Regions from separate parts of the Mus musculus genome. Here region 1 is linked to region 2. Evidence: chromatin loops called from intact Hi-C (ENCODE). Cell type or tissue: heart. All regions are shown on one strand. Each heading gives the region's core, and the rest is flanking DNA. Links, peaks and the distances in the headings are about the cores only. Region 1 overlaps Umad1 (UMAP1-MVP12 associated (UMA) domain containing 1). Region 2 overlaps Ica1 (islet cell autoantigen 1).

What was found. Peaks named below come from ENCODE experiments on the same cell type or tissue, not always from the same donor. Only the 100,000 strongest peaks of a DNase experiment are listed, where the experiment ranks them.
Region 1: it touches region 2 in a loop (2.9-fold over the local background); 7 of 42 quality-filtered maps call a loop at or near these places.

What each region holds. Positions count from the first base shown.
Region 1 is chr6:8,267,765-8,284,437 of GRCm38, reverse strand. Umad1 (UMAP1-MVP12 associated (UMA) domain containing 1) reads right to left here. Exons shown (of 4, transcript NM_001302354.1): 2 at 13,857-13,965. The coding sequence starts at 13,938. Among named protein-coding and RNA genes, the nearest start is that of Umad1, 17 kb to the right of the region's middle. In heart, for the core only: CTCF peaks have their summits at 5,816 (motif pointing right), 9,115 and 9,788 (motif pointing right); no DNase peak of the experiment used is centred there.
Region 2 is chr6:8,690,685-8,698,684 of GRCm38, reverse strand. The region is part of intron 6 of Ica1 (islet cell autoantigen 1); the gene reads left to right. Among named protein-coding and RNA genes, the nearest start is that of Gm35621, 71 kb to the right of the region's middle. In heart, for the core only: a CTCF peak has its summit at 3,874 (motif pointing right); a DNase peak (open chromatin) is centred at 7,224; H3K27ac peaks cover 1,025 bases.

The DNA of each region.
Region 1 (16,673 bases), core at 4,811-12,810, 420 kb after region 2:
CTAGTAATATAATTAAAGACTTCAAACAAACAAACAACAACAATAAAAACACTTCAAGGCAGGTGAGGTGGCTCAGTAAGCAAGTGTTTGCCTGGCAGACTGATGACCTGAGTCCTGGGACCCCTGTGAAAGCTGAAAGCAGCAGAGTGTACCTGTGCTCCCAGAACTCCTGCTGTGCGATGGAAGTGGGGAAAGAACTGCCAGGAAGTTTGTGGACAAGCTAACCTGGAGTATGCAGCCTGACTCCCTAAGAAGACCAAAGATGAAACAGACTTTCCTAAAAGGTGTCTTCAAACTAACATCCATGTGCCCCCTGTACTGACAGATGTACACACCACAAATGTGTGTATGCATTCACATGATAATATCAAGACAAACAAATTCAAAAAACATTAAGTTTAAAATTTCAGAGAAATGCCTTGTAGATTAATTTAAAAAGGGGAATATAAAACAATATTGCTAGTACCAAAATTGCTAAATCATTGAAATTATAATAAAAATGATCACAAAATAAATGGCATATGCTTATATAACCCATTGAAAATATAGAAAATATTATCAAATATTGACCTTAATGTTTAAGATTGTAAGTGCTGGCTTCATGAAGCAACTTTGGGAATAAGTCCTGTCAACGTCCATGAAAACACTGAAACCAATAAAATACTAGCTAGTTTCTCCAAGACATTTCTTTACCCTTGGAAATACTTTATTAAATTATTATAGAACAAGGGAAAGGTTGAGATTTTTCCATATTATAGCTTACAGTTATCAGATAAGATTCATAAATATTGTTGTAAATATCTTAGAGAATTAAAAGCCTTTATAGAGAATCTGTAAGATATATAATTTCAATAGTAATACATAAAAATTAAATCACCTGGAGTCGTGTGATTTGTGATTCAATGATTTCCCTTCAGGAGCCAGATTAGACATATAAATACATGTGACAAAACCACACTAACTATATTATCTTTATAAGCTACAGTTTCCTGTTTCAAAGATAAATAACTGAAAGTGAAATTAGTGAGACAAAGAAAACCTACTCTGCTAAAGTCTAGGCATATTGTTCCATCAAGCCTGCAAATCTGAATTCCCATCACACGGCAGCAGCAGCAGCAGCGCGAACACAGGATCTTATCCAGCCACCTGCTTTTCCTGTCTGTCACTCAGGCCAGCTCCTCTCTCCTAAGGTAGCTTTCTTTTTCTGCTATCCTGCTCTGGAGAATACAAAACAACAACAATAACAATACAACATATAATTCCTAATGCCTCAGCTATATCCCCTAATTTTATCTCTAGTTCTATGCAAGTCACTTTTCTTTGGGGTCTAGACGTATTTCCCCATTAACAACTATGACCAATGTTGCCTTCTTTACTTGCTGACCGACTGCTTTTCAGAGACTAAAGGTGGTAGCTTAGTCTATTTTATGTATGTATTATGTTTAATATAAGATCTATTTTATGCTAGTATGCTTTAACAGATTACTGGTGACCAGGTAGTTTACAAAGAATGGGGATTTACTTCTTATGATTATGGAGACCAGAAAGGCTCAGGCTGACAAGCTGACATATACTATGACATATACTATGACATATACTATGACATATACTATGGACAATTTGATACACTATCCATAGCAAAGAGATGAAAAAGGAATGCCAGGGAGAAAAATTCATCATCTGATAGATATGGCAGTGTATTTTACATAACTAAACACCTGAGGCCAGGTAGTTTATGAAAAAGAAAAACTAGGTGTACCGATCTTACCATTTCAGAAGGTCAAAGTCTTAGACGGGGGTGTGCAATCAATTTGGTTTATAACAAGGACCTCTGTACCACAGTATGTTGGAACATTTTATAGTAATAGTTCATGTGAAAGCAGTCACAAGAACATGTGGCAGAGAGAGAAGATACATGGTGGCAGAAGGAAACAAGAAAGCAGATGAAGTCAAATTTTCTTTATGATAATCTGTTCTCACAGTAAATAACATGGTCTTAGAGCAAACACCTTGAAAGGTAGGCATTAATCCTCTCTGGAGAAAGTGCCTTGACCAATCAATCTCCTTCATTAGGCCTCTTAAAGATTCACTAGCTCTCAGTAAAAATCTGTCTTATTCTTGGAATCAAGCCATTCTCAGCACACAGATCTTTAAAATATGTCCAATCTGGGGGCTGGAAAGATGGCTCAGTAGTTAGGGCACTGGTTGCTCTTCAGAGGACCCAGTTCAATATCCAGCACCCGCACTGCAGGTCCCAGCTGTCTGTAACTCCAGTGCCAGGAGACCTGATTACCTCCTTTGGCATCTGCTGGCACCACACTAACATGTGGTACAGTCATAAGTGCAGGTGAAACATATACCCACATTTTTAAAAACCCTTTAAAATATGTCCAAGCCCACCTTTAATCCCAGCACTTGGGAAGCAGAGGCAGGCGTATTTCTGAGTTTGAGGCCAGCCTGATCTACAAAGTGAGTTCTAGGACAGCCAGGGCTACAGAGAAACCCTGTCTCGGAAAAAAAAAAATTGTCCAAGCCATAATAATCAGGAGCCCATTTCTATGATCTACTCTAAACAATGACAGCATTATTTCATCCTTGAGGACAGATCTCTCTGGTCTAATTGCCTAGTATCACTGGCAATTAGATTTCCAATAAGAGAACTAGGAGCTAAACTGAGCACATACAGATAACAAAGTTATAAGAGATATAAGACAGGGGAACAGAGTGCTCTCTTCTTTCTCAGGATAGGTGTCCACGGATGCAGAAGAACAGCTGTCAATGCAGGGTTTTATTATGGAGGTCTCAACAATCTATCACCGCGGTTCTCAGCTTTCCTAATGGTGTGACCCTTTTACCCAGTTCCTCATATTGTAGTGCTCCCCACCCATATTATTATTTTCATTGCTACTGTAACTGAAACTTTGCTAGCTATGAAACATGAGGCATAGATCTGACACCTCCAGTGGTTTTAGTCCACCTGTGAAGGGGTTGGGAACCACTGATATCACAAATCCTAAAGCTTACCTAGTCTGTTCTCAGTCAACTCTCCCCAAGATTCTACCTGCCTGCCAGTCTCAAATCCTGTTATGGTTATGTTTCCTCTCTATGATCTTAAGAGAAATTTAGTAAACATTTAGTATGGGACAAGCTAAATTGATATACTGCCGTTATACAGATTTACTGCTGTCCTGATAAAGAATTCAGTATATACACATATACAAATATGTATGTGTATGTGTGTGTGTCTATGTCCATTTCAGTACCATCAACGTATTCTAACAGAGACTAGGGCAACTGAATAATCTTTCAATCTTTCTATATATACAAAAGAATATCAGTAAAATGCAATACTATATTAAAAAAAAAACTTTAAGAAATAAAAGCCTAGGCTAGGCATGGTGGCACATGCCTTTAATCCCAGCACTTGGGACGCAGAGGCAGGCAGATTTCTGAGTTCGAGGGCAGAGAAACCCTGTCTCGGAAAACCAAAAAAAAAAAAAAAAAAAAAGAAAAAAGAAAAAAGAAATAAAAGCCCGATTTCCTCCCTCATTCATCAGGGGAAGCATTTCGCCCAGGAAGAAGACCTGCAATATGTAAGGGGAGAAAGCAGACAGCACCGGGCCCACCTTCACCTCTCCAGTGCACTCTACACACACTGAATGCTGTCAGGTTTCCCAGTGTGCAGAACATTGCGAAATTCTCTTACGCTATAATAGTAACTATCACATTGATAACTTATTTAATCCATCGCTCTAGTTTTAAATTTTGGGGTTTTTTTAGAGGTCTGCTCTATTTTCTATTTATATCTTTTCAATTTATCTCAATGTGTAGGTTATAAAGTCAAGAACATACTACAAATGTCTGAAGAAAGGACCATCTGCACGAGTCAGCACCGGCCACTGGTAAGTAAGCAGCTCCCTTTTGAGCCCTGGCGACGCCACACTGTGTCTGCCCAAGCGCTGCTTGCCAAGTTAATGTTGCTTCTCTCTAAAGCTACTGGAAAGTTTTAGAATGAAAAGTCTGAAATTCCAAGCCGTGTTTGTCCTGCAATTGTGAGAAGATCACCTTTACTCAGTTTGGCACTGCCTCTTTCTGGTCTCAGGAAGGTACAGACAAAGCACGCCTGGAGAAACGCCATTTTGTACCACACTGAACTCTACGTCCTTCAAGATCCTGAAACCCTGGAGACCTAAAAGGAGCTGAGAGAAAGTGCACACCTTTAAGGCATGCAAAGCATTTTAGTAGAGTGGAACTGAGAATATTAAAATGTATTTAGGTACTAGCATATTTTTATAACAGGTATAAACCATAATTAAATTTCTATGGTGATATATTTAACCCAGCTTTAGCAATGAAAAGAACCCTACAGGCAAGAAAGACATCCCACCATGGAGAGAACATTTCCACTATAGCTGGTTCAAATGTAATTTTGGCATTTTTTTTCCTAATTAGGTAGCTCTATCCTATATTTGCCAGATATCTCTTAGCAAGCAATACACACACACACACACACACACACAACACACACACATTTATATATGCTTTCATTTACTTTGAATACTTATCAAACAAAAATGCTGAAAATTATCCCTAGATTCTTTTAGCCTTAAAAACTATTATATATCCTGTTTCATTCTTACTTTTAATATAGAAAATAGTAAAATGCATACCTCAATTTATAATGAAATACTTAATATTTTAAAATAAAATGTTTATTATTATATTTAAAAACTTCAATATAATGTGATATTTTGAGAATCACTAGTGTATAATGTATGTAATTCAAGTAAAACTGTGGTGATTTTAAATTAAAAACAAACAAAGAAGCAAGCAAACAAAACCAGAGTCTGGTTCTTAAGTCTCCCTCAGAGACCCAGAAAGTAAGGGCTTAGGAATATCACGACGTTAAGAATACGGCTTCTGGGACAGCTCACAGCATCTCTGGTCCTGGCAGGGAGACGACACTCCTGGACTCCACAGTCCTCTCTTTCACTTTCCAGATAGAAGGCGCTTTTCTTGCAACATGTGTTCTTACCGTCATGTACTGCCTGAAGCACACACCTGAAGCTACAGGATCATGCTGCCAGCCTAGCATGGACTGATCCTTCCGAAACTGTGAGTCCAAACCACCCTTCCTTTTCAGAACGGAGTTCTCAAGTACCTGATAACCAGAAGAGAGAGCTGTCTAAGAGAACACACAGCCCAGATGCCTTATAAAGCAAGCCAGCATCCAGAATATAGTTCTTGGTAACTTTTAGGGCAGCAGACATTTGGGAATCTGAGACTCCTAGTTACAAACTCTCTTCCCATAAAATTAGCATATAGTTTCAGGGTGGGTCTTTCCAGACCATTCCATTTGGTTTCCCAGACTGATACACAATATCAACTGCTGAAACAGTTGATTGTCACAGTTATCAATTTCTTCAAGTAATCTTTCACCAAACCATTTAAGGCCTCCAGTTTTCCTATGGTGTTGCCAAGCATATTTTCAGCTTGTATCATTATGTATCTGAAAATGGCAGGCTCCAGAAATAAAAGGAAGTCAGCCCATAAGTTTGTAGCTTAACCCTTTGACTTAGAGCCAAAACACTTTACAATGATTCCTGTAAACCACTGACGCAGCATAGTAAGCCCATCAGTAACATGATGTGTAGATGCCACCAAGGTATACACCATTCCCGATGAAAAGAACAGTTGTATGTCTCAGTGCCGGGGATCACACTAAAAGCCATATTCTCTCTCTCCCTCTCTTTCCTCCCCCCTCACCCCCCGCCCCCAAATTTTATTTAATGAGTGCTCTGATGCATATACATCCGCAGGCCAGCAGAGGGCACCAGATCCTCTTATAGATGGTTGTGAGCCACCATATAGTTGTTGGGAATTGAACTCAGGATCTCTGGAAGAGCACCCAGTATTCTTAACTGCTGAGCCATCTCACCAGCCCCCAGGCCTTATACCTTTTAGGCAAGTGCTTTGTCATGACCTACACTTCTTTCCAACTGATTGTCAGGGCCTGGCAACAATTTTCAATTCTTTAGTCATGTTTCCCTGCTCAATACAGACTCTAAGCATTTCAACTTTCAGTGGGTTTGGGCAGTGATCATATTATAGGCAGGGAGGCCTTCCAGTCCGGCCTAAAATCAGGAAACACTTGTTCCCTCCCAAGTTCATGTTAAAATGGAATGGTGTCACAGTATTATAAGACAGAATTTTCAAGAAGAGATTTACCAGGAGGTCTCTACCCTCAAGAATGGATTAATGTCATTATCGCAACACCAATGCATTAGGAGTCTAGGTTGCTTATATAAGGCTAAGTTCAGGTCTTCTTGCTATTTTGCTGCCTTCTCTCTGCCTTTCTACCAAGATGACACAGCAAGAAGCCATTTATCAAATGCCAGGCCCTTGATCTCCCATTTTCTAGCTTCCAGTTAAGCGAGTCAATAGATTTCTGTTCATTATCCATCACTAAGTCTGTGACATTCCAAGCACTGGTAAAGCTACTACAACTTTCTTTCCAGTTTTGTCTAAATGACTAAAGATAACCCTAAACTGATTAGAATTAGCGAACAAATTAAAGTTTTTGTTCAGATACTTCCCCCATAGTTTCATTTTACCCAGCAAGATAATGAGGCAATCATGAAACTATCCACATTTCATAGAGAAGAAAAATAAGACTGAAATGACAGCTTGATTGAAATAATAAAGCATTAAATGACAGAACTTGAAGAGAATCTCAAATTACTATGGTTTCCAGTTAAGTGCCTATATTAGTTTAGGTTTAGTTCATCTGAAAATGACAAAATAAAATAGTGATTTACACAGAATGGAAACATATTCATGTTTTAGTAAGGGATGCTCAAAGGGAAGTATCAAAGGACCATCTGACAGGACCACAGTCTTCAAGGACCCAGCTCCAAAGGGCATACTCTCCAGTTACCTTCACAACATAATTAGGCTTCATGGGCAAGAGAGCACTCAGACGTCTCCCAACTTACCAAGTCCACAATCCAGCAAGCAAGGAAGAAAGGTGCATACCAGCTCCGCTTTGATTTTAATTTTGGTATTTATTTATTATTTCCTTGTTTCTTGAGACAGAATATCTCTGCTATGTAGCTCTGGTTGTTTAGGAGACCCACTTGCCTTTGCCTCCCCAGTGGTAGGATTAAAGCCATGTGGCATCATGGCTAGCCCAACTGGGTTTTAACAAAAAAAAAAAAAAAATAATAATAATAATAATAAAATAAAATAAAATAAAATTCTCCTAGAATCTGCAAACAGAATAACCCCACACCTAAATGGAAAATAGCCACAGAGCTAGAAAAGAAAAGGAAGAAAGGAAAATGAATACAACTAGTGTTTTCTGCCTTGTATCATATTAAAACGAAAGGACAGGAAAATGTTCAACTCCAGATATTTGCTACACAACATGCACCCCTATGTTGTGTGACTATTGTTTTGCCGGCTTATGTATCACCGTAATGTGACATATACTAAATACAGAAATATATTCAAGTCATAATACTGTGTATAATTTTGAATAGTTCTTGGTCTACAGAGAATGATAGAAGTTAACTTCTTTTTTAAAAGCTATTACTAAAATTGAATTTAAAAAAATTAAGTCACGGATGCTTTAAAATGCACTAAAAGTTCCTTACAGCATGAGGGATAAAATTCTAATGTCTCAGCCTATCACAAACTACCTTCCCAGACCGGTTTTTCCTCAGTGACCCTGATATACTCTCTCTAGCCAAGCAGCAACTTTTCAACGGCCCTAAGTAGGCCTTATCTTGTTCTGCGTTATCACCTAAGAATGCTTTGTTCTCCCACCAGCACCTTAGGAAAGAATGATTTCAGCAACTCTTGAACACTGCCATCCCTACAATACTGCATGTTGTTTAGAAGGATGTCAGAGTTCTGACACATAGGGAGAACACCTTGATGAGCTAGAGCAGAATTAAGGAACAAATACTGTGAAAATTCCATCCCTTACACACAGCTGGGAGAATAAGAACTTTCATTACCTAATGAAGTTAAATGAAAAAGCCTCTAACATTTGCCTTGGAACTTAAAGGTCAAGAGTAAAAATAGAGATCACTATGATAAATTAAATATATTTGAGTTTTTCTGGTTATAACTATACAAGGTCAAGAACAAATTACTTTTTAAATCCATGAATACTTTTTAAAGATCTGTGCATTTGTTCTGTAAGGACAGGAGTTAAAACAGGAAGCACATTATGAAAACCTATTTAGTTTTGCTGTCACAATTAAAGCCTTTGGCTCCACACAGAATGAAAGTTACTTACTATTTCCCATTCTGTGGAATGTACATTTTCATTGTACACAGCTAAGCCTTCATTAAAAAAAAAAGAAAGGAAGAAAGAAAGAAAGAAAGAAAGAGAAAAACAGAGATGGGAAAAAAACCTTTTAAAAGTCCTAAATAAAAATAAAATAGGCTTACTGAAATATATGTGCATGCTTTAATTCCCAGAATCAGGAATATAATAGGAAAGAGTCTTTAAGACGACTGATAAAATCTAATTTCATACTTAAGCTCCAAGAAAGGGGGAAACTAAGATATGCACTTCAATATCAAATACTTAAAGATGAAATCCAAACTACTATGAATTACTAAATTAGTTTTAATTTAAAAGAAGCTTAGAGTTATTGTGTCCTACTTTAAGTGCCTGCATATACTGAAGAACGAAATGGGTTCAGCCGTACTGTCATACAATTCTTTTTGTCTCTGTGATAGTTTACTTGCCCAATTTCATTCTCACTCCTCTAAAATTATACTCAATATCTGGTCAACAATATTACTGGAGCAAGAACAATAATCTACATTACTTCTTTTCATTTTATATTCTATTTTTGCTTTAACATAATAAGCTAATGCATGCCTTTGTCTTGGTATTGGATAGAATTATCTGCCAACCCTGCAAAACCCTTTCCTAATTTAAAATAACTACAAGGTTGCACATTACACTAGTAAATTTGTAATCAACTTAAAGATAATGTGTTAAAAGCACAATTAAATGTGTCATAACAGAAGAAGGCCTTGGTAATTACAAACAGTGCCTTGCTTGCTAGCTTTTTAAACAGTAGCTCAAGACTGTGAAAAATCGCCACCCAGTGATGCAAAGGGAAACTGCAATTTGTTTTTGTGTAGATGGAGTACCTGGAGGATTACTTCAACTTCATTACTGAATGAGCTCTAGCCTTCTGCTGTGAATTCTGGGTACACAAGGGAAAGCATGTTTTTCTACTAACCCCACCCCTCACTTTATGCTTAGTCTACATGCTCTACAATCTAAAGAGAGCAAAAGCTTCAGAAGTCCTAGTAAAGAAAAAAGCTTTCCATAAACATGAACTAATTTAGTTGTACGTGACTACTCTAAATACTCCTGTTATCAAGTAAAGTGCCTTGGCTGTCCTGGACCTGAAATTTCAAGTGACCATTAAATAGAAGTACTAGCCGAAAGGAGAAGGTATTCTCAGGTGGAAAAGGAAAGGAAAGGGGCACCATTTTCAGATTTAACAGTGTAACTGACTGTGGCCTCTTTAGAAACTGGTCATAGAGGCTCTAAGGAGATACTGTAACCAATTCTAAACAGTCCATACTGGCAGGGGATTGTTTCTCAGTCATAGACTTTCTCACTGAGAAGCCAGAGGATAAGAAAACAAAACCAATCATTTTTTGCTCCTATAATGTTTCTGGTTCAGATACTAATTTAAAAATCTTAGGTGAATATCTATTGGCCGTTTTTAGTGAAAGTTTACCTGCAGGTTCACTGATCCCCAGTAGGTGGCACTGCTTGGGGAAGTTATGGAAGTTATGGACCTGGAGCTTTGCTGGAGGGAGTCTTGCCGGGCCAGCTTCACAGCTTCAGCCGTCTTCCAGTTCTCTCTCCTTGCTTCCTGCTCTGATCCCTCAGCCTCCTGACCTGGCCTCAGGATACCGTACCTTCCTTCCCTGCTGTTATGGACATCTAGTCCTCTGGAAATATGAGCCCAAATAAACTCTCTCTTACAAGTTGCTTTTGGCTGTAGTATTTTCTCACAGCAGAAAAGTAACTAGTACATATTCCAAAATATGTGAATATGGTACCCTGTTAACAATAAAACTATGAAAAAATATACCACTGAACTTATCTTTTCAAAGTATTTTCATATGGTATGCCCTGAGATTAAAGTAAATATTACATAAAGAGACTGCTATAGAGTGACATGACAAAACAGGTAGTTTACCACAATAAAAAAAATTTTAAAGTTTGTCTTTATAAATTTTAATGGTAATACAATAATTCCTAGTAATGGTTAGAATTTTTATCAGTTAAGTCGATTAAGTCTGTGAATGCTAATGATATTTTACTACAAAAACAATACTACTATGAGCCTTCAACTTCCAGGAGGTTAGTTCTATATAATAATTTAAAAATATTTTAGTTATTTAAAATATCGGAGAATAAACAGTGAGGTAGCCAAATTAGGATCCAAACTTAATAAACAGTGATAAAATGCCAAATTCTCCTTTATTTAAAAGAAAGTACATTCATGTTTAAAAGGTAAAGTACACAATTTAATGTTCTCAGGGGTTTTTTTTGTTGTTGTTGTTGTTTCTGTTTTTTGGCTTTTTCTTTTTTTAAAATATTTTTATTAGGTATTTTCCTCATTTACATTTCCAATGCTATCCCAAAAGTCCCCCATACCCCCCCACTCCCCTACCCACCCACTTCCACTTTTTGGCCCTGGCGTTCCCCTGTACTGGGGCATACAAAGATTGCAAGTCCAATGGGCCTCTCTTTCCAGGCCATCTTTTGATATATATGCAGCTAGAGTCAAGAGCTCCGGGGTACTGGTTAGTTCATAATGTTGTTCCACCTATAGGGTTGCAGATCCCTTTAGCTCCTTGGATACTTTCTCTAGCTCCTCCACTGGGGGCCCTGTGATCCATCCAATAGCTGACTGTGAGCATCCACTTCTGTGTTTGCTAGGCCCCGGCATAGTCTCACAAGAGACAGCTATATCAGGGTCCTTTTAGCAAAATCTTGCTAGTGTATGCAATGGTGTCAGCGTTTGGAGGCTGATTATGGGATGGATCCCTGGATATGGCAGTCTCTAGATGGTCCATCCTTTTGTCTCAGCTCCAAACTTTGTAACTCCTTCCATGGGTGTTTTGTTCCCAATTCTAAGAAGGGGCAAAGTGTCTACATTTTGGTCTTCACTCCTCTTGAGTTTCATGTGTTTCACAAATTGTATCTTATATCTTGGGTATCCTAAGTTTCTGGGCTAATATCCACTTATCAGTGAGTACATATCATGTGAGTTCTTTTGTGATTGGGTTACCTCATTCAGGACAATGCCCTCCAGGTCCAACCATTTGCCTAGGAATTTCATAAATCCATTTTTTTTAATAGCTAAGTAGTACTCCGTTGTGTAAATGTACCACATTTTCTGTATCCATTCCTCTGTTGAGGGGCATCTGGGTTCTTTCCAGCTTCTGGCTATTATAAATAAGGCTGCTATGTATGGCTTTTTCTTTTTGCCTTAAACTATTGAGAAGGCTGGGCTGGTTCCACAACAGGCTTCAAATTGGCAGTCAAGGAGACTATGCCTAAGAACGTGGCAAGTCCAGGAAAGCCCAGGCAAGTCAGTTACTAGAAAAAAAGAACCCAGGCTTCAGGCAGCTAGTCAGAAACTGCCCAGCTACCAGAAGCTGCCCACCACCTGACCTGAGGCAAGGACAGTGGGTCAGCAGCAGTTTCCAGACTTCCCCAGCAGCAGTTTCCAGCCCCCACTCAGTTCTGGAATGTCCCTAGAGATGGAGCAAGATAAAGGTCACCTACTCCAGAATTTCCCTAATGTGCTTTAAATCCCTCACTTTGTGGTCTCCATCTTGGATTGAGAGACCCCAGCATGGTAGATTTCTGCAGGATAAATTACTCTTTGCCTTTATATACTATTTGAGTCTGGGATATCATTCTTCATTGAATCCTGGACCCTTGCACCATCACTAACGGCTTAGGTTAAAACTGAGGACACAGTGAAAACACTGAAACCCTTTCTTCCAGCTCGCTGACATGTGTGGGATTTTATTATTATTTACAGTCGCCATATTGTCAACAGTGCGTCACAACTTCATATGCTTCTTCTTCTATATCAACTAAACAAACAGCTTGAAAAATGAAATGCTGACAGTGTAGTATTTCAGAACTGCAACAGTACAGATGCTAAAAAGATAGGCTCTGGCACCGGATTGCCCAGGTTAAGTCCAAAGTTGCTTCATGCACGGCAAAGAACCTGGAACATTAGTGCTCTGTACACGGTGATAGTACCACATTACTTACAGAATACTCTAAGTATTTTCTGTGCATTAATTAATTCAGTTCCATACTAACACCTGGGACTGTTAAACAACTTCTTAAAACTGGAAAACCTAGTAGGGTGTCAACCCTGCTCTGCCTGTGAAGTCAGCATTCGGATCGCTACTTAACTGTAAGCCTGTGCAGTGCCTCTGAGTTAGACGTGAGACGATGTGACAGATGAAAAGAGAAACGAGGGCAGACGCCACACTGACTGACTGCACCGAACCTCAAGAGGCCTTACAAAGCCCATAGAACACCAGGTATACAAAGATTTTTGTTGTTGTTTTTCCTTCAATAAAATTATTGAAATGGAAACTTTACATTTAAAACCAACCGCAGTTAATCAGACAGAATCAGCTGACAGCTCCTGAGGAACATGGAGGCCTAGGCTGATAGCCGCTGGGTCATTTGAACAAAGTATACGGTCAGATCAACTACACTACACATTTTATTGTTTTTCTAGGATTATACAGAATTGATTCCTCTTCATAAGTGTCAAACTTCTAGACATACGGTCCTGGGACAACATCAATCATGCTCAGTCCAACACGGTCCTGGGAAAACTTGCTCAAAACACAGCATGTCAGCTTCTGAGAAAACATACCATTAGAGTGGGGATAGAAAAGGCAGAACAGCTGGTACCCGCATATTAGAGTAATTAAAGTCTTGGAAATTCCCTCATGAAATAGCAAATCTGGAAGCCTGTGAGACTTCTGAGTCTCAGTCAAAGATACTTCTAATGCTAGTCTTGCTAAGACAGGAAAGGCAGGCCGTACCAGATGGACTTTCCCTGCAAAGGCAGGTGCAAAGTACATACCTACTAGGGCAGCTGTAAGGTAAACAGGGAGACATCTGGTCAAGGCTACATGACAGCAGAGACTGCACAAAAAGGAGCGCCACATCACCCATGGATGGAGCTTGCCCCTAATGTCCCATGCTGGCAACTGAAGGGACAGATGTAGGAAGATACATAAATAAGCAGCTCTAGAAACTGTGTGACCTCAACACTGCAGAGAGCCACTGTCATGTTCTTTCAATGAGTGCATGGTGAAAGAGAATAATGCTATTTCTAAATGTGCTCAGACCAAAAAAAAAAAAATACTTATCAAAGTTCTTTGTATAATTCTTACCTTTATAGATATTTTTAAAATAGAAACATAGAACAGTGGTTGGAAAAACCAAACTTAGCTGAAATAAAGTCCTGTGAGAAGCGTATATTGCTCAAACTCCAGAAGGCAATAGTTTCCAAGAGGTCTAAAGGTTTCTGAAGTTTTGTTGTGAAGGGAGAAAGCAACAAAACCCTACCGAGAAACTCGCTGAGGCTGGCAGAGCCTTGCGGGCTGTCAGGCGCACACTCCTGACATTGCAACAGAGACACTGTCTCATACATCTGACTCTGAAATTAGAAGACAGTTTACAATCCATTCGTATCATTACCAACTAATTTTTAAAACGATTCACCGAGTTAGGATTTTGTTTCTTAAGGACTCACCTAAGAGGACAAATCCATCTGCTTCCGGTTCCGGCCCAGAGGGCTTTTTGGATTCTGCAGGCTTTCGGAAGAAGTGAAACATAGCCGCCGCCGCCGCTGCTGCTGCTATCTGAAACAGATATTCGGAATGAGGTCAGCTCAGATGGAACAGATAGTCCTGCTCTTCTCAGTAAGGAGCTGTCATAAAGGTAGCACAATAAGGACTCCAAGGATTCTACGGCCAGACTGAAAAGCATCAACCTTTCTCTACATAGCAAAAGATAGAAGGTCTAAAGCAAGATAGATCTGTTTCCAGTCTAAAATCTGTGCCCTAAAAGTCTGCAACCTCTTTCGGTTTCTAACGATTCAGGAAAGCACTCCATGAAAGACTGAAATCAATTGATAATACCTTCACAAACCACAGAAGAAACATTAGTTTGGGGGGGGGGGGCTTGCCTAGGTTTCTTTTCTGCATATCTAGCTGAAACTTCATAAAGCTAAAACCACTTACAAAGAAAAGGAAAGAAGGAAAGAAGGAAGGAAGGAGCTGCAGACAGCCTTTACCCCCTTACCTGCTTCAGGCAATGTACTGTACCCATATACACTATTGCCAACCCCAAACTCCCATCTTGGTGTTGATGCCCTGCCCCCCACCTCCATCTTTGCATAGTCCTGTAGAATGAAAACCCTTAGAAAACAAGTGGGATACAAACTGAAGGGTGCCAAGGTGCAGGCAAGGCCACATCATAAGCTGCTACCTCAGGCACTTGGAGCAAAAGAATGAAGGGCAAAGAAGAGTCCTAAGGGTAGAAAGCACTCTGAAGTTTAGTCTTCATAAATTCCAGCCCTAACATTTAACCTGAGGAAAAGTTCCATGACGCTGACAAGTGTTCTAGGATGAGTGCAGGTTTCATGACTAGAGCTGCAGATCCAGGAAGGGCAGGACACTAAGCCCAATGTAAATAAATGGTAAAGGAGCCTAGCTCTTGACAGAAAACAGCTGGTAATTTCACTTTCTCTTTTTCTCTCTCTTTTTCCTTCCTCCCACTGGCCTGGAACCTTTGTAGACCAGGCTGGTTTTGAACTCAAGAGATCTATCTTTCTGCCTCTGTCAGGCCCTAATCCCCAGAGCCCAGGGATGACATCAAAAGTATGTGCCACCACACCTAGGAGATTTCTCTTTTAAAAGGATTAAAACTTGGAAAGGACAAAACATCAGCCATGAAAAAAAAAAAGATAATATTTCAATATAGGAAGATGGCCCTCATCCCAACTCCTCATATATGGTAGAGCCAAAAAAAAAAAAAAAAAAAAAAAAAAAAAAAAAAAAAAAAAACCAAGAGACATGAGCTTTATGGGGGTGGTGAAAAACAAGATGAAAATTCAAAACAAAACAAAAAGAGAAATGGTGGCACATGCCTAGAATCCTGGCACTTAGGAGGGTACACGCTCTTTCCCTTTTCCATTACTTTCCACACACACACAAAGCAAATTTTACCATTGCAAATAGGAGAAAAATCATAATTCATTCTTAAAAAACTATTATTTGCTAACTACAACATTGTTCCTACTAGGCAGACATAGGATCTCTGAGCTACACAGGGACTGACTTCACATTCTCAAGCCAAAACTGGGAGAAGAAACATGCAAATCACATGAATATTCATTACTAGCATATTTGGGTATTAAATAAATATTTTAGCTCACAATTTTTCAGAAAATCATCTCAAAGTTTAAGCCAATTTGTGTTTGTGACAGATAATCTCTGTGTACAAAAGTAAAATCATTTCTTTATGCACTCAACACCACCAAAACATAAAGAGCAGTATATATTCACTTAATAACACACACAGGCAGTATATTCACTTAATAACACACACAGGCAGTATATTCACTTAATAACACACACAGGCAGTATATTCACTTAATAACACACACAGACCACGTCCAGCAGGTTTATCAGATGCCAGGCAAGACAGAGCTCACAGCTCTCAAGTTCAGGGAATGACAGAGTGCATAATACAACTATTTTTTCATATTATTCTGAGGATTTTCTTTTTAAGTAACATCACCCATGACAAAAAAGATAAAGACATTAAAAAATACTTTTCAAGTTTATTGTGTGTATAATCTCACTAGTTAATATAAATATATCAGAAGTAAAATTTCTGCATGACTGAAATATAGCAGCCACTTTACTATAGAAGATATATATGCATATTTATAAACATAATTTTCTTCTTCATGCTTGTTCCAGATAAATTCAATAAATAGTGAATTTCATACTAACAAATTAAATCCTAAATAATATGTAGTTCTCCTCTTCCATATGACAAATTATGAAATGCATGATTATGAAATCAAATATAAATGTAGATGAACATTTACTATTTTCTATTGAGAATTACAAAATAGAGTAGGGCAGTACTTTATGATTTTTGTAGTTTTAATCCAAGACAAGAACTCATTAAACGGCATAAATCATTTCTGAAAGAGCACTAAAACTTCTAAAAGCCCTAGCAGACTATTTTCTACTCCATCCGATGGGTGGGGCACCAATACAAACGGAGGGAGAAGGAAGGGTTTTTGTTTGTTTGTTTGTTTTTAAAGAAGAGCCAATAGGAATAAAGGTATGTACAGGACAACAAAGGAATTAACCTCACTAGAATCAAAAAATATGTAGATATGCCACAGAAATCAAGAGTGCAGAAGAATAAAGAAGAACTATTTAAAATGAAAAGTCAAAATACTAGAATATGCAGAGCAGCATAACAAGATTTGTTGACTATTAAGTTCAAATACTCTAGAAGAGTCTTGTACGAAGACTAAATGTTTTAA
Region 2 (8,000 bases), core at 1-8,000:
TTATCAGGGAGGAGCAGCAGCTGAGCTATCCTATCTCCTTTACTAATAGAAAAAACGCCTTTAGGGCTTGAGCACAGGACCTGTATTTCAGGGGAATGTTGACAATCCATAACTCCAGGGTGGACTACTAAGCCCTGCAAGGTGAGTGAACCCCGGCCGAGAATAAGGCCCATGGTTCCCGGGGGCAAGGATGGTATAGGCTCCACTGGCACCGGCTGAATACTCATTTGAGGCATTAATAGGAAGTCGGAGGCGGCACGCAGGTCCACCCTTGTGGGTCTTCCTGGGTCGCCTCTCTGACTGCTTCCTGGGTCCTGACAAACCGGTTCCCATATCTTTGAGGGCCCTGGGACCGAGGGCCCGATGACCCGTTTTTTGGCACATAAGCTGATTGACTATCAGGTGGGGGAAGAATTCTGCCCTTTATATCCCTCACAGAGCGACACTGGTCAGCTCTATGATAACCCTTGCCACACTTAGAGCAAAGAGTGAGAGTCCCTCCCTGTTTATCTGGAGCTCTGCAATCTTTCTTAAAATGCCCAGGCTTTCCGCAGTTAAAACATGTCCTCTGATTATTTCTGCTCATGGAGCGGTTCTGAGATTGGAGGATGGCGGCCGCTAAGCCTGCATTGGTGAGAGGTCCCCCAAGCTCTCGACAGACCCTGAGCCAGTCTTGTAAGCCTTTGTTCTTTCTTGGGGCTATGGCCGCTCGGCACTCCTTTGTGGCTTGCTCATAGATTAGCTGTTCTATCAGAGGCGCAGCTTGCTCTGACTCTCCAAAAATACGCTCTGCTGCCTCTGTCATTCTGGCCACAAAATCTGAGAAGGATTCCTGAGGTCCCTGGATTATCTTTGTTAACTGACCAGTGGTTTCACCTGCTCGAGAGAGCGCCTTCCAGGCCCTAATAGCCGTGGAAGAAATCTGGGCATAAGCTCCCCAATGGTAGTTTGTCTGATCAGCAGAATAAGCTCCCTGACCCGTTAACAAGTCAAAAGTCCAATCTCTCTGCTCTGGAGTCAAAGCAGCTGCGTTTGCTCGGGCCTGCGCTTGTGCAGCTTCGTGCCAAAGCGCTCTCCATTCCATATATTTGCCCATACTAGGGAGAGCGGCTTTTACAACCGTTTGCCAGTCAGCAGGAGTTAGTGCCATGCCGGCGAGCCTGTCTAACTGCACCAAGGTAAAATTAGCATTGGTTCCATATTTACGGACCGACTCGGCAATTTCTTTAATTTGTAAGTATTCTACCGGAGCGTGGACACGCCCACCCTCGGCTCCTTCAAAGACCGGAAATGCCTGTTGTATTTTCCTTTGTTCCTCTCTGGGAATGAATGAGTCTGCGCACTGCCTCTCTGCGCAGGGCTGACGCACTACGCAGGGCGGGGACTCCGCATAGGGCGGACCTTGAAGCCGACTGCCCTGAGGCCAATCAGCAAACTGGCCTTCGCCAGCCGCTTTTGGCTTCCTTAACTGATTAGCTAGCACTTTACCTGGCTGGTACCCTTTTTTCTCATAATGAGCTGCTTCTTCCTCCCAGTCTGTTTCTTCAGAGGAGAATTCTTCATCTGCTTCAGAGCTACTAAGAGCTGGCTCCCCGAGCCCATCCAGCGATGAGCACAGGCTCCTTTTCCTAGAGACCTCCGCTAATTGATCTTTCTTCTTTTCCCTTTTTCCTCTTTTTCTTCTAATCTCTCTCCAGGTATTCCTACCTAACCTTAACTTTTCCTCGGGTTCAAGACCCTTGGAAAGGCCTGTATACTTATTTTGTGTACCATATTTCCTCTTTGTTCCTACTCTCTCTCCCCACTTTACTTCTGATAGCTTGTCCTGAATTTCATCTAGAATCCGCCCTATCTTAACCACTTGATAACATGTGAAAAGGAACAAAAGGGCTTCTAACACTAGAAAAAATTCAAGGCCAAACATATTCCACTTTACTTCTGATAGACTGTCTTGAATTTCCTTAGAAAGTTCAAGATCAGACTTACCTCGTAAAGCTGTACTCACTGGTACTCTCGTTCCCCAGCTGAAAAGTTCTGAATTCATACAGTTGAATCCTTCTTAACAGTCTGCTTTACGGGAACCTTTATTACCGCGACCCGCAGTTCTGGTTCTGGAATGAGGGATCTTCCTTGCGCCAGTCCCGAGTTTTTTCTCGTCCCGGAATTCGGCACCAATTGTTATTAGACGCGTTCTCACGACCGGCCAGGAAAGACGCAACAGACCAGAATCTTCTGCGGCAAAGCTTTATTGCTTACATCTTCAGGAGCCAGAGTGCAAGGAGCAAGAGAGCAAGAAGCAAGAGAGGGAGAAAACGAAACCCCGTCCCTTTTTAAGGAGAATTCTCCTTCGCCTCGGACGTGTCACTCCTTGATTGGCTGCAGCCCATCGGCCGAGTTGACGTCACAGGGAAAGCAGAGTACAAGTAGTCATAAGATACCCTTGGCACATGCGCAGATTATTTGTTTACCACTTAGAACACAGGATGTCAGCGCCATCTTGTAACGGCGAATGTGGGCGCGGCTCCCAACATGAAGCCATTGTGAAAATTATCATTTTTTTCCCTTTCTTCTTCATCGTGTTGATTACTGTTACATAGAAAAACTACCAGATCTTTTAATGGTGATTTGGTATCCTGCCACAAGTTTTCTGACTGAGTCTTTTAGTTACTGAAATATAAAGTCACATTGTCTCCATGGATAACTTGACCTCTTCCTGTTTGCAGACCTCATGTTTTTATCTTTCCTTCCTTCGCTAAGATCTTAAGACCTACATTGAATAAAAATGTTTCCACTTGTCTTATCCCAACATTAGAGGAAATTATTTGAGTTTCTGAAACTGTTAAATTATTCAGAATTCCCACTGTTCTCACTCCATGTTTAGATAAGGAAATTATCAGTGTCCCGAATGTACCCATTTTTGAAAGCTGGGAGAAAGGTATCCAGGGACACAAAGAATTCTTCCATCCCCTCTGGAAGTCTGAAATCATGTTTGGTGACCTCATGGGGTGAATTTGAAAATATTCCTTTTAATATCTGAATTCAGAAAATAAGCATTTGATACACAAAGTATAAAAGCGGTTGATATTAAAATTGTTAGACGATAGTATATTAATATAGAATTGGGCAGTATTATAAAATAAAACATTGTATTCATAATGTAAGCATCGTAATATAATTTTACTGGTGTGTTGACATAATTCTTTGCAAGTCTGGTGAATCTTGGTCCACATCTTTCAGGCCCAGTGCTAAGAGTGGATAGTATCGCTCTTACTATGCATCCATGTAATGATCTTGCAGTAAGTTAGGGTTGAGGGCAGATGGCAGCTATAATCCTGAATGCATAGTGGAGTTGCACAATGGTTCCTTACATCTGCGGGCTGTTCTGTGACTATGGAATAAACAACACTGACGGCCATTTAGTCATCGGCATACTGGAGTCATGTCCCAGAGGATTCCCAGAGCAGTAAAAATTTAGAAGCTAAATGTTTAACTTTCCAGAATGTTTAACTTTCCTGCACTAGACAAAGCAAGACTCGCAGAAGCAAACTTCCTTGTTCACTAAACACTCAGCCCAGAAATTGAGAGATCACACATGCAACTGTGAACTTTGCACCGCTGGATGTATAAACTTCATGAGCCAAAAATAGGCTCTGCTTCTGATCCAAGAGCCTCCATTTCTAACGACAAACGTATGGTGGTTAAAGCCATTTGAATTTTAGGGTTTGTGCCTTTGTCCCTTTGCCTGTGGCTGAGCCGGGTTAAGTCTGTTTGAACCAGGGAGAAGAAACACATTGCCTGCTTCTTGAAGGTTTTCAGAGACATCCAAAGAAAGGTACTAAATAACCAGTCTCGTTAGGTTTCAGAATCCTCCAGGGGGCACCAGAACATTCCAGTGTAGTTGACCATATTTCATTAAATCCAGAAAGGCTAACTGTGTTGCCTTATTGTAATCGGTTCCCTATGGTAACTTTTCCAGTTCTGTTGACATTTCTTCTCCTGTGTTCGCTTTTACAGCATTTGTGAGTCTATGGAATATTTCTGCCTCTCTGAAGAGGAGGAAAGAAAAGACCATCCCTTGGATGAGCTCTAAGAAACTGGAGCCATCTCTCTCTCCTCTGGGCAGATGCAGAGGCTTTCAGCCCACTCTGAGGGAAGGATTTTCCAAATGTTCCTAATCTTGCTGGGGAGAAAAAGTTGAGGAAACTGAGAATTCCATTCACATCCTCAGCCTAGTGCTGCACATAGTTACCCTGTTATTATCATTATTAATAATAAACACGGTAAAGTCAGACAGGCATTCACAGGAGATTTTTTTTATATGAATTTTGTGCAAAAGTAAAGGGTTGCCAGGCTACTGCATAATATTACTCAATTCTGGTCCAGGAGTACAGAATTCCAGCAGGCCTCCCGAGCCTGTCCCTCCAATTAGTGGCTACTTCATTACGAATAAAGAACCCTCATTACTGTGGGCCTTCAAGTGAAATAGGATCCCCGTACCTCTTGAAATCTGTCTTTCTAAGTACAGACAGTTCCCAACTTACAAACAATCCACTTAAGAACCACCAAGGCATTCAGAAGCTGCTGGAGCCTCCTGCAGCTGCTGCCCGGGCCCCTGCCCAGCCCCCCTGCCCAGCCCCCGCCTGCTCTCCTGGTCTGCTCCAGGCTGGTCCGCCCACCCCCCTGCAGAGCCAGCTGCCCACCTGCCCTTCGGACTGCAGCTCGGAGCTGGGGATTTAGGGAGGCCTCAGAGCTACCGCTGGTTTTATAGTTGAGCTCAGCTCTGGGGTAAATAAGCTTTTGTGGCCTGGCCTGGGAACCGAACCACCATTTAAAAAAAAAAAAAAAGGGGAGAGAGAAAGAGAGGGGGGAAAAGTTGCATCCATGGGAAAATGTATTTTGTATTCTCAACAACCAGCTGACAGATGACTGTGAGAAGGGCTGTCTTCTGGCTCCTCACAGCGGGAGGAGGAGAAGGACCCTGCTGTCCTGGGTTCTGGGTCCACCTCTACCATTGCATTTACTGTCAGGCCTCAACAAACCCTTTAATCCCTGTGGCTCTCACATCAGCCATTAAATAGGGTTGGTGTAAATAAGTCCCAAGCCTCTGTCTGGTATAATGACTTCAGTTGATCAGGCTCTACTCTCCTCTCTTTCTTCCTTTCATTCCTTCCTTTGTCCATCCATTCAGAGACCTTTTACTCAAAGCCCTCGCATTGTGCCAGATTCCGGGCTTAGTGTTGAGGATCCAGTCAGACAAGGCTGATGGCAGCCCTCAGTGGGCTCAGTGTTGGGTGGGAGAGACACATGTCTAAGCCAGTGCTTATGAACCAAGTGCTGTGATCGAGATGAGCAGCAGCTCCTGTGGCTGGCTCACTCTGGTTTTTATTTTAAGCATCTCCTCTCGGAGTTACGAACACGGATTCACCGAGAAGCAGAGCTTCTGCATCTGTCCTTATGGCTGTTTTGCTTAGGCCTCTGGCCCTCCTCCCTCTGTCACCGAGAAAGCAAATACAGGAGATCTTTCACCAAATTAAAAGTACGCCATCTCCTTCCCTGCCCTGGGAAGGCAGCACACAGTACATCTTCCTCTCCAGGGCACTTTCTTCTCCTAAGGAACTCAGGATTTTCTTTGGACTGATAGCTGGATTGGCAGAAACTCTAGTGTTCTTAGATATTGAAAAATACTCACCTGGGTGTGGTGTGTTTTATATCTGTAATCCCAGCACTTTAGAGGTAAAGCAAGAGGATTAAAGTGAGGTAGAGGCTAGCTTGGTGATGTGTTGAGGTATGTGTTATAGGAAATATTAAAAAATGAACCTGACATCTCTCAGCAGGGCCAGGCCAGGCTCCCTTACTCCTGCCACCGACAACAACTCTCTAGAGCTAGCCCCTGCGCCAGGTGATCTCACTCGCCTGGTCTCTTGGCCCACTAACTCAGCCCTTTGAGGCCACATAGCTTCCACCAGGCCATCTCTTGTCTCCCCTCCCCCCACCGCCCCCCTGAGTTCCTCTCAACACCTAATTACCCAGTAGAATCATTACTCTTAATGCTTAATTAGCCAATCAGATTTATGTATCAATAATAACACAATTTACAAGATGCCAATATAATAATTTCAGAGCCAAATGATAATGATAAAGCTTTAATTCAATTTTTCTAACCTTTTGATAACACGTCAGCCGCCATTCTGGTTCTCCCTCTCCACGACCTCCCTCTCTCTCTCTCTCTCTCTCTCTCTCTCTCTCTCTCTCCCCCCCCCCTCTCTCTCTGCTCTGCCTCCTTTCTCCTGTCCAATCACAAGCCTCCCACTGCCCTAATGTGATTGGACAGGGAACATCCTGCAACAGGGATGTCTCAGTGGGCCCATGCCAAGGCATCCCTTCCCCCTGAGGGACCAGCCAAGGAAGATGTAGTATAGAATAGAGTTTATTCACAGCAAGGGGAGGTAAGTTAAAAGGGTAGTAGAGACAGAGGGGGGGGAGAGAGAGAGAGAGAGAGAGAGAGAGAGAGAGAGAGAGAGAGAGAGAGAGAGAGAGAGAAAAGAAGAAGAAGAAGAAGGAGGAGGAGGAGGAGGAGGAGGAGGAGGAGGAGGAGGGGGGGGGAGGGGAGGGGAGAGGAGAGGAGAGGGAGAGGAGAGGGAGAGGAGGGGAGGGGAGAGGAGGGGAGAGGGAGAGGAAGGAGGAGAGAGGGAGGGAGAGGAGAGAGGGGAGGGGAGAGGAGAGGAGGGGGGGAGGAGAGGAGGAGGAGAGGAGAGGGAGGGGAGGGGAGGGAGAGGTCGGCCATGAGCACTTGGAGAGAGGGGGAAGGGAATGGGGAAGGGTGGCTTAAGGGTGAGAGGACAGGGAGCAAGAAGGGAAGCAGCCCCTTTTATAGTGGGTCAGGCCTACCTGGCTGTTGCCAGGTAACTGTGGGGTGGAGCTTAGACAGAGTGCTAACACTTGGGGCTACAATTTCAGGCCAGCCTAGGCTCCAGAGTGAAACCCTATCTCAGACAATAACAGCAAATTTCTGTGTCCCCAAATACCTCTAGGAACATATTGTCCATATTAATCTCTCTCTATTCTATGAAAAATGCCAGTTTCCTATACACACCCTTCACTCATTATTAAAAATAATACACCTATGGATGATTCTCACGGGTCTGTCTGTCATTTGGAGGTGACATAGCACAGTGGAGCAGCTATGAGTTCTGCCTCTGTGCCTCAGTGCCTGTTGATATTATGTCATTATGAAAGTTCCTGAACAAGGAAGTGGCCACAGGGGAGTGGTTTGGAGGAAGATAGCTTTGGTAGCCCCATGTATGGTGCTTTAAGACTGAAGAAGAGAAGTATGTAGGAGACACATTGCTGGTAGAGATAAAAAAAAAAAAAAGTAGGTGCAATGAAATGTATCATTATTGTTGCAAAATGGTCTAGCTTACATGACCATCAATACAAGTATTTGATGATTAGAACTGGAAATAATACCTCACTGAGTGGGTGAATGGGTGGGTGGATAGATAGAGAGATGAGAGATGGATAACTTTAGTCAGACCATTTGCTTTAATGTTCTATTTTAGTTTGTTCTGTGCTTTAATTAAATGTATGGTGAGTGTGGGTTCGTACACAAGAGCACAGGCCCCTCACAGGCCAGAAGAGGATGTTGAATTCCCTGGTGTCAGTTACTGGCAACTGTGAGCCACCTGATGTTGGTGCCTGGTGAACTCAGATCCACTGTAAGAGTAGTAAGCACACTTAACTGCTGAGCCCATCTCTCCAGCCCATCTGTTCAAGTCTCCAATTTTTTAAAAAAAAAACTAAAACAGAACTTTTAAAATATCCTTTTTCTGGTTTGTTTCCTTTTTTGTATCTTAAAAATATTTAGTATTTAGTCCAAAATAATGTTAAAGTAAGCTCACAGATTTCTTTCATCTCCCTTCAATGTGCCTGAAGTCCTAAGCACACAAGGTTTTAATCCACACTAGGTCATTAGATCCTATTTCAAGTGTGAATTATTCTTG